2 separate regions of the Homo sapiens genome follow, and region 2 is linked to region 1. The links are chromatin loops, found by intact Hi-C in ENCODE. Cell type or tissue: PC-3. All regions are shown on one strand. Links, peaks and the distances in the headings refer to the core of each region. The heading gives the core; the rest is flanking DNA.

Evidence for each region. Peaks named below come from ENCODE experiments on the same cell type or tissue, not always from the same donor. Only the 100,000 strongest peaks of a DNase experiment are listed, where the experiment ranks them.
Region 2: it touches region 1 in a loop (2.5-fold over the local background); 3 of 110 quality-filtered maps call a loop at or near these places.

Annotation. Positions count from the first base shown.
Region 1 is chr17:9,368,657-9,374,034 of GRCh38, reverse strand. The region is part of intron 7 of STX8 (syntaxin 8); the gene reads left to right. Among named protein-coding and RNA genes, the nearest start is that of STX8, 200 kb to the left of the region's middle. In PC-3, for the core only: a CTCF peak has its summit at 3,290; a DNase peak (open chromatin) is centred at 2,834; H3K27ac peaks cover 1,960 bases.
Region 2 is chr17:9,252,128-9,257,505 of GRCh38, reverse strand. The region is part of intron 7 of STX8 (syntaxin 8); the gene reads left to right. Among named protein-coding and RNA genes, the nearest start is that of NTN1, 230 kb to the right of the region's middle. In PC-3, for the core only: no CTCF peak of the experiment used is centred there; no DNase peak of the experiment used is centred there; H3K27ac peaks cover 759 bases.

The DNA of each region.
Region 1 (5,378 bases), core at 183-5,182:
AAATGTACAGTTCAGTGGCATTAAAAAAAAGAAATTCTAGAGATAGAGTCTCACTTCGTGGCCGAGGCTGTCCAGAACTTTTTTTTTTTTTTTTTTAGATAGAGTTCTGCTCTTGTTGCCCTGACTGGAATGCAATGGTGCAATCTCAGCTCACTGCAACCTCTGCCTTCCGGGTTCGAGCGATTCTCCTGCCTCAGCCTCCTGAGTGGCTGGGATTACAGGCATGCGCCACCACATCTGGCTAATTTTGTATTTTTAGTAGAGACAGAGTTTCTCCATGTTAATCAGGCTGGTCTCAAACTCCCAGCCTCGGGTGATCCACCCTCCTCGGCCTTCCAAAGTGCTTGGATTACAGGTGTGAGCCACTGCGCCCAGCCACTTTTTTTAACATCCCAAACTGAAATTTATCCAAGACAATAATTCCCTATTCCTCCCTCTTTCAGCCCTTGGTAACTACTTTTCTACTTTCTGTCTCTGTAGATATGATTATTCTAGGTACCTATTGTAAGCGGGATCATATGTATACTTTTATATCTGGCTTATTTAGGGTGATGTCTTCAAGATTCATCCATGTTGTAGTGTGTATCAGAATTTCATTGCTTTGTAAGGCTGAATAATAATTCCATTTTATGTATATATCACATTTTGTTTATCCATTTGTCAGTGGACACAGGTTGTTCCACCTTTTGGCTATTGTGAATAATGCCACCATAAATGTTGCTGTACAAATAGCTGCTCAAGTCTTTCCTTTTTTGTGTATATATACAGAAGTGGAGTTGTTGGATAAAATGGTAATTCAGTTTTTAAATGTTTGAGGAACCTTCATATTAGCCTGGCTTGGTTTTGCTTTCAGCCTCTAAACTCTTAGGTACTTTCCAGTATTTTCTTTTTCTTTTTCTTTTTCTTTTCTTTTCTTTTTTTTTTTTTGAGATGGAGTCTTCTTGCTCTTGTTTCCCAGGCTGGAGTGCAATGGCATGACCTCAGCTCACTGCAACCTCCGTCTCCCAGGTTCAAGCTATTCTCCTGCCTCAGCCTCCTGAGTAGCTGGGATTACAGGCATGCACCACCACGCTGGGCTAATTTTTGTATTTTTGTTAAAGACAGAGTTTCTCCATGTTGGTCAGGCTGGTCTCGATCTCCTGACCTCAGGTGATCTGCCCACCTCAGCCTACCAAAGTTTTGGGATTACAGGCGTGAGCCACCGCGCCTGGCCCACTTTTCAGTATTTTCCTTAAAAAAAAAAAAAAAAAAAAAATGAGGGCTGGGCGTGGTGGCTCATGCCTGTAATCCCAGCACTTTGGGAGGCCGAGGCGGGTGGATCACAAGGTCAAGAGTTCAAGACCAGCCTGGCCAACATGTTGAAACCCTGTCTCTACTAAGAATACAAAAATTAGCCAGGCGTGGTGGTGCGTGCCTGTAATCCCAGCTAGTTGGGAGGCTGAGGCAGGAGAATCGCTTGAACCCGGGAGGCAGAGATTGCAGTTAGCCGAGATCATGCCACTGCACTCCAGCCTGGGCAAAAAAGCATGACTCCATCTCAGAAAAAAAATTAATAAATAAAAATAAAAATAATTTTTTTAATCTGATAAAGCCAGACACTTCTGTAGCCTGAGAGGGGCAGGCAAATGGGGTGGAAATTTAGTCCCTGGGCACCCACTCTAATTAGGAAATGTCATGGGAGACCCTTCCCACAAGAAACTGGGACCCCAAAGAGCTACACCCTCAGAGTAAAAGTGAACCAGAACTAAACTTACCATGGGGGGTTGTGGAAAGGGCAGCGTTGGCACTGAGCAGAATAGGAGAAGAAAAAGACGGGAGGGAAAATACAGTATTGACAACTTGTGGTCACAGAAAGGCCCACATGTGAATTTGCCCCCTGGACATACATACTCAGGGTAGACCGGGAAACATCATACCATGAATTTGGTTTGAGGCAGACTCACCTGTTATAGCTCGAGGTGCCTGGCAAAAACAAATGAAATGCCTCTGGAGGAAAGCATATTCTAGGATGCTAGGAGCCAACTAAAAATAAATTTCTAAGGGCAATGACCAGCACATAGTCAAATATATTCTAGCATACCCGGAAACAGCACAGCATGAGTGAGGACCAGCAATAGACCATGGACATGAATCTGAACAGAATTGCAGTAGTAGAATTATCAGACGTTGATTATAAACTCAATTCCACTTTTTAAAATATATTTTAAAAATGACAAGCTTGAAAGCATCTTAAGAAACCCGAAAACTATAATAAGTAACACAGAAATTTTGAAAAGGGACCAGATAGAACTTCTAGAAATAACAGGTAACTGAAATTAAAAAATCCAGTGAACATATTTGGTATCAGCAGAAGAAAGAATCAACCAGAGGACAAACCAGAAGAAAGAAAAAAAAAAAAAGCATAATCCATTTGATAAATGTTAGCATCTTGAAGAGAATGCCCAAATGCTAGGCAGTTAAATTATGATCTTAATAAGAAAGGCGTTTGAGGGGCAGAGGGTTGGTGCAAGAGCTTCGAGATACAGCGAAGAGTTAACCACCTGCTCTTCTCAAGTGCAAAGCCACATTGGCTGTTTTATATATGAACACATACAAATGCATAATCAAACTGCAAGCAAGGTGTACTTTAACTATAGGGGGTGGGAATTAAGCAGCCCAGTGGAGTGTAACTCAATTACCATTCACAGGGCAATTCTATCACTGTTTAAGAGGACTTGGGTGCAGTGTGGATAGCAGCCGCCACATCATCATTTTACACAAAGGAGTGTAAAAATAGGTTGTGAATCATGAAATGGCCTTTTGTTTCGCTACCCTTGGCATATCTTCCTTGATGGGCCGATGTATCAGTCATAGATGCTTGAGCAGTGAGAGAATTTCTAGTTATGAATACAGACTGAACTGCAAGGGGCCACACAGGAGAGAGGCCCGATGATGAATTTGTTTGTTCAGTTCTTAACAAGGGATTCAAGTACCTCTTTGTGAACCTTTCACTCAGGAGCACAGGCTTTAAAATTTTTACCGAGATTTTTGTGTGGATTTTCCTCCCTTTTCCTCCCTCAACCCCACCCCAATGATAGCATCAAGTAGAAAACAATACTGTTTTTTTTTTTTTCTAGCTTCTAAATGCAAATTAGACTGATATTTTTCCACTGGTACCTCTATGTATTTTCAGATCTGTTACTTCCATTAAGGACATTTACATAAAAGTAGGATCTTTGTAATTGCAGTTTAAATATTCAGTGTGCTTGGTCCTCATTAGAATTCAAAATAGAGCCTTGTCTGAGTCTGACAGAGGGCGCCAATTGTGAAAGACCAGACTAAGAATTCTGAATGACTCGGGTGGATGTACAGTCTTGCTTCTCAGCATATTGACTATTACGTAATGTTGTCTAAGCACGTTTATTGTGATTTTAGTAGTGTTTCAGTGATGTGGTTAGAAATCAACCCAGCTGACATTGCATTAATGCTGTCTCAATCGACGACCATTGGATCTGCCTTCAGCTCATCTGAATGTGATCTTCTTAGGGAGGTGGGGCAGGACCCTGGTTAAGAGTAGTAGCATGCAGCACAGGTGTGGCGTCCGACAGTCCTGGGGCACAATTTGGGATCTGCCACTTACAGCCTGGGTGACTTAGAGAGCTGCTTGCCCTCTCTAAGTCTCAGTTCCCTTCACTCTAAAAGGAGGATAGCAATTAGTAGTACATGTGATTGTTCTGTAGACTAAGTGAGAACAGTTAGGTGGCACAATGACTAGTACTAGTGAGTCCTTTATAAATGCCAGCTATGATAAGATGTGGGGTTTAATTCATTTTTGTTTTTTGAGATGGAGTCTTGCTCTTTCGCCCAGGCTGGAGTGCAATGGTGTGATCTCGGCTCACTGCAACCTCCGCCTCCTGAGTTCAAGTGATTCTCCTGCCTCAGCCTCCCAATTAGCTGGGATTACAGGTGTGTATCACCATGCCTGGCTAATTTTAGTATTTTTTAGTAGAGACGGGGTTTCACCATGTTGCTTAGGCTGGCCTCAACCCCCCAGCCTCAAGTGATTGCCTGCCTCAGCCTCCCAAAGTGTTGGGATTACAGGTGTGAGCCACCGCACCTGGCTTGCTTTTTTTCTTTTTTCTTTCTTTTTTTTTTTTTTTTTTTTTTTTGGTACAGGGTCTGTCTGGTCTGTCATCCTGGCTGGAGTGCAGTGGCACTCACTGCAACCTCCACCTCCCAGGCTTAAGTGAGCCTCCCACCTGAGCCTGCTGAGTACCTGGGACTACAGGCACTCGCCGTCATGCCTGGCTAATTTTTATTTTATTTTTTATAGACAGGATTTCACCATGTTGCCCAGGCTGGTCTCAAACTCCTGGACTCAAGCGATCTGCCTGCCTCAGCCTCCCAAAGTGCTGGGATTACAGATGTATGACACTGTGCCTGACCAACATGCTTTTTATCATATTAGCTCTTTTGAACCTTATAAAACATAGGTAAGAAACTGAGTTCTAAGTAGTCTTGTTTATTTAACAGACTTTAGAGCTACTTTTGTCTCTCAGAGAATTATTTTTAATCTTTTACCACAAGAATAAGCAATTAATCTGGAACAAAGAAGGAACTATGCCAGTTCCTTTATTTATCATGCTGTTTATCAAGAATATTTCTATCTGGCTATTGTTTTTACTTCTTCTTTCCCTTATCATGGTTCATTGAGGTAAGCTAGTTAAATCTCTTGGCCCCTTTTTCTTTACATTCTTGTGTGTCTGTCTCTGTACCCGCTGTGTCATCCTTAATTCAGTATCAATGGAGAAATGCCTTGTCCTTCATCAGTGCCTATCTGCCTTCAAAACCATCTTGTCCTCAAGTTTTCCCATTCATCTGTTCTCTTCTTCATCCATGCCAGCACAGATAGTGGATATCATCTGTGTGCCAGGTACTGGGCTAGGAACTGGAGCTAAAAATGTAGATAGGACTGGGCACAGTGGCTCACGCCTATAGTCCCAGCTACTTGGGAGGCTGGGATGGGAGGATCCCTTGAACCTAGGAGTTCAACGTTGCGGTGAGCTATGATTGTGCCACTGCACTTCAGCCTGGGCAGTGATGAGATCCTGTTTCTTTAAAAAAAAAAAAAAAGGGTAAAAGGTAGATAGGACTTAAGAGTATAGGAGAGAGGGGACACATGCTGTAAATCACTAATGACTGCAGGTAGTACAGACGGGTCTGAGTCAGCCAAGGGCTCAGAGGTTTCCAAGAGGCTGCAACACAGGAGCAGAGGTCTGAAGAATTAGTAAGACAAGCTGCTTCTGAGTTTGGTAAGTGAAAAGCCAAACCAAAATAAGCAGGGAGTATATATACTATGGTCCCACTTAAGGAAAAGGAGGGAGGGAGGACGGAAAGAA
Region 2 (5,378 bases), core at 197-5,196, 120 kb after region 1:
CGAAAAGTCAGCCTCCAGATTCTTTCTCCTCCTTCCCCTCCTCCTCCATGTCAGTAAGCACTGAGAGCTGTTACCTACACCCAACTTGTGGCAGGGGCGTTGGCAGCACAAGCTCCGTATTTTGCTCGTTTCCAGTGTTTCACTGGAAAAAAGTATGGACCATGACTCCAGATGACGAGTCTTCAGAAAACACCATTCCTGAGAGACTGTGTTTAATATCCTCTCCCAGTTTGAAAAGGAGTTTGTTTTCTTACATCTTTTTTTAATTGCCATGAGCTGGACTTGTAAATATTGTAAGTGGTTGAGTAATACTCATCTGGTAAACTGACCAAAGGAAATGGACATTTTTTTCCACTCTTGTAACCCTGGCATCCCATGCCTGCCCCTGAAAGGGACTCTTGAGTATTGGAAGGGAAAATCTGCCTCGCCAGGTGCCAGCGGGCCCAGGGCAGGAGCTGAGTGAAGCGCAGAGAAACGATCCCGAAGTCAGGAGCCGCAGCAGGTGTTCTGTGCTAGGGTTGGGGGCAGAGAGCATTCATTGTTTAAGAAGTTGGCAGCCTCCCAGAAGTTCAACTGTCTTTCCTTGTTCTGAAATGTCAAACATTTCCTTAGCTGGGGGAATGGATGAGTAGACCCCCCTGAGGTTTAAGAACTATTCTGAGGCAGAAGAAGGAAGTTCTGCTTTTCACACGTGACCGAGTACGATGTGAGGTCCCATGTCCCTCCGGCAGGGGGGTCGGCTGCGCCCCTGAAACTGGAGCCACCTTCCTACATCAGAAGAGTTGCCAGCTCTTCCCTGCCTCTGCCTTTAGGAACCGTCAGACCCTCTGTGGTTATGTGGGTAGTGGGGGAGTGTGTGTGTCTTTTTAATGGTGCCTTTTAGTGATACTTACTGAAATATTTGTAGATGACCTATGTCTGGAATTTGTTTCAAAATAATATGCAGGAGACAGGGAGCAGGTGAGGGTTTGCATAAAGCCAGACAGGCCATGAATGGATCCTTGCGAAAGCTGACGGATGGGCTCATCACTGTTCTGCGTGCCCTTCGGTCTGCTTTTGTATATGTTTAAAATTTTCCATCATAAAACGTTAAGGAAGGGAAGGAGGGAGGGAGAAAGAGAAGAGGATGAAAAGAGAAGAAACTCTTGATCCCGGTGTTTCAACCCCAGTGAGTCTGAGCCTCTCTCCCCGAGGGACCCCCACACTGTCTCGAATCAGGATGCCTCCACTCAAGCTCCACTGGTGTAGACAAGGGTGAGCGTGTGGGCAGAGGGGTCCTACCCACCTGGATTCCAATTCTAGTTCTTCCTCTTACCCGCCAGAGGGCCTTAGGTAGGAGAGTTCACCTTCCAGAACCCCAGCTTCCTCAGATATAAAACAGAGATGAGGGTTACTTACTGTGCAGAATTAAACCAAGTAATACACCCATAGCACTTAGTGCCAAACCTGGCACGCATGACTGTTTCATGAACGGTGTGGCTCAGCTTTCCCTGGCTTCAAAAAGATCCCTGCTTACTCATTCCGAAACATCCTTCAGAGGAGAGAAACTCCATTCAGAAAGGTGCCAGAGCTGGGATCACATTCGAAGAAAGCCAAACTTCTTAAAGAAAAAGGATTGCCGTGCTAAGGTAGATAAACACCTTCTCTTTGACCCAAAGAATCCAAAAGACAGCAGTTGGCTTTTGCTTATCGCTGTCACCTGCCATCTTAAAACGACCTCCTCAGTTGACCCTCAGTATATACCAGTTTACTTAAGCCTGTTTAAAGTCTCCCCCTGTTTGCTCTGAAAGGGTTTAAAATATAAAAGCCTTATTTGTCATGGCTCCTAAAATCCTCCTTTTCATCTTGGGACAAGAACCCAGTTTATCACATCTTATCAGCTTACTGTCCAAGATGTCCATCACTCAAGTTCATTTTCATTTATTTATTTATTTATTTATTTATTTATATATTTATTTATTTATTTATTTATTTATTTTGAGATGGAGTCTTGCTCTGTTGCCCAGGCTGGAGTGCAGTGGCACAATCTCAGTTCACCACAACCTCCGCCTCCCGAGTTCAAGTGATTCTCCTGCCTCAGCCTCCCAAGTAGCTGGGACTACAAGCGTGCACCACCATGCCCGGTTAATTTTTGTATTTTTAGTAGAGACGTGGTTTCTCTGTGTTGGCCAGGCTGGTCTCAAACTCCTGACCTCAGATGATCCGCCCGCCTTGGCCTCCCAAAGTGCTGGGATTACAGGCGTGAGCCACAGCGCCTGGCCCATTTTCATTTTTTATAGATAATGTGTGCCCTGTCATGCCTTTCCTGGGGCACAGTTTGTCTAATTCACAGCATCTGTGGTAGAAAAATTAGCAGCTTAGCCACCACTGTATTAATAATAGTTCCACTAGACCCACCCACCATGCGCTAAAACTGTACTATGAAAGGTCTCTGCAGCTCTTCTGTGGAAGAGCATTCTTCTATCTTGTCTCTGTAGTATTGTGGGTTGGCATTGGCCACTTTTTGAATTTTCTTACTCATTGGCCTTCTTGCCACATTTTCTCAGCTTCTCCCTCTCTGCTGACCACTCCTTCTATGCCTCTCTTGACTCTTCTTATCCCTTCCAAAAATTCAATACATTTACTCATTTGTTTTATACACACACACACACATGCACACACGTGCGCGTGTGTGTGTGCCTCTTTCCTGTGCCAGGCTCTGTTCTAGGTACGGGGGATATGGCGGTGAACGAGAACCCACAGTCCCTGGTGTAGATGTTCATGTGTCCAGGAGAGACAGACAGTAACTGAGTACCTAAATAATGATTCAAGGCCGGGCGCGGTGGCTCACGCCTGTAATCCCAGCACTTTGGGAGGCCCAGGAGGGCAAATCACTTGAGGTCAGGAGTTCGAGACCAGCCTGGCCAACATGGTGAAACCCTGTCTCTACTAAAAATACAAAAATTAGCCGGGCATAGTGGTGGGCACCTGTAATCCCCGCTACTTGGGAGGCTAAAGCAGGAGAATTGCTTGAACCCAGGAGGCGGAGGCTGCAGTGAGCCAAGATCACGTCACCGCACTCTAGCCTGGGCGCGAGACTCCATCTCAAAAAAAAAAAAGATTTAATAAGAGTTACCATGGAAACTTAGGGGGGCAAAGAGGGCACAGGTAACTGGAGGATGACAAAGAGTTCTTTGGGAAAATGCCACTGAGTTTGAGGGATTAACTAGACCACGAGTGGGGAGCTCCCGGATGGAAAGGATAGCGCGTGTCGAAGCTGGGAGGCAGGGCCCCTACCTTCTGCATCAGCCTGTTGGGGGCACCGGAGACAGCCAGGATGGCTCAAACACAGCGCGCAGAGTGCGGCTGCAGGGTTGCTGGGTCAGACTGTGCAAGACCCCCTTGGCCACTGTAAAGTTTGGATCTCAGTTTCAGCCACTGGAGGATTTAAGCAAGGAGGTGACCTGATCTCCTTTACATTCTGAAAAGCTTGCTGTAGTTCCATCGTGGAGCAGGGACCGGGGAAAGCAGTCCCTCACTGCAGGGAGCCAAATCAGGGATGGCAGTGACTGCGCATGCCTTGAGGCCTCTTCCCTTGGACCTCACGCTCCGGGTGTATGAACCAAAACCAGATGTGTGTTTTCTTCTTCCCAATCAGTTGTTGTTCTTGATTTCTTTGTTCTTGTCACTTGCTCCGCTCTTCTCATAATCACCCTGATTTGACAATTCACGGTCATTCATACTGGCCTCTGCTCCAGGCCATCAGAGCCTCAGTGTGGAGCCTGCCTTGATGCATGGAGCTTCTGGGCCCAAGTGTCCTCCCAACTGTGATCCCACTGGAGCTTCAGGAGCAGTACCTCTTCCTAAAACACCTCTCATCCTCTCCCTCATCTCCTCAGCTGCCAGCCCCTCCCTGTCATCTTAGGGTGAGCCCAGGCCCTGGAGTGCCAGGGATTGCCCCTTCGCCCCATCCCAGCCTGTGCCTGCCTCCTCATTCTCGTTATCTTCTCCTCATGTTGCGCAACATAAACCTTCACCCAGCCAGGACCAAGTCTTCAGCTGATCACCACACAGGCACCAGAATAACCAAGAACTAGTGAAGCTCCTGCCCAGGGGAGCTTTTGGTCAACCTGAAGATGTTTCTGGAGCAGAAATCAGTGAAAAGATTTGTTCTTCTGCTTCTGGCAAGAAGATGGACTAAGATATTCTCACATACACACACATACGCATACACACACACACCCGTATCCCTACCTTCTCACTGCAGATGGACTAAGATATTCACACACACACACACACACACACACACACACACACACCCCTACCCCTGCCTTCTTGCTGCAAGCATCTTGAAATGTGAGGTAAAATAGTGTAACTCCACCCACCCACAAATGTTAATGCAGGGCTGAATTTACAAGGAAGAAAGGAAATCCCTAGATGAAAGAAATGAAGAGCGCATTGAAGGCCAGCGCCTAAGTGGGCGAACTGATGCTGCAGGTGGGTCATCATCATGATGATGGAGAGCAGGAGCTAGCAAGCCTCTGGAAGAGGCCAGGTCGTAAACGGTTTAGGCTGTGCAGACCACAGACGGTGTCACATCTCCTCCTTTTACCTTTTTGACAACCCTCTACAAATATAAAAACCATTGTTAGCTCATGGGTTGCACAAAAACAGAGCACAGCTAGATTTGGCCCATGAACCAAAGTTGGCAGAGCCTTGAGGTAGACTAGGATGAGGTTTTCATCTACAGGAAGACGGGGGAGAAACCTTGGGGCCCCAAGAGAAGCGTTTCTCAAAAGATTGGATCATCAGAGAAAGAGCCCATATCAGAAAAATGCAACCACAGTCACAGGTAGATGACAAAGAAGCTTGCCCTAGTTTTTTTTTTTATTTTCGTTTTCTTTTTTTTTTTTTTTTGAGACAGAGTTTCACTGTTGTTGCACAGGCTGTATTGCAGTGGTGTGATCTCAGCTCACTGCAACCTCCGCCTCCCGTGTTCAAACGATTCTCTTGCCTTAGCCTCCCAAGTAGCTGGGATTACAGGCACCCACCACCACACCTGGCTAATATTTTTTTTTTTTTTGAGACAGAGTCTTGCTCTGTTGCCCAGTTTGGAGTGCAGTGGCGCAATCTCGGCTCACTGCAAGCTCCGCCTCCCGGGTTCACGCCATTCTCCTGCCTCAGCCTCCCAAGTAGGTGGGACTACAGGCGCCTGCCACCACGCCAGGCTAATTTTTTGTACTTTTAGTAGAGATGGGGTTTCACCATGTTAGCCAGGATGGTCTCGATCTCCTGACCTCATGGTCCGCCCGCCTCGGCCTCCCAAAGTGCTGGGATTACAGGCGTGAGCCACTGCGCCCGGCCAATTTTTTAAATATATTTTTAGTAGAGACGGGGTT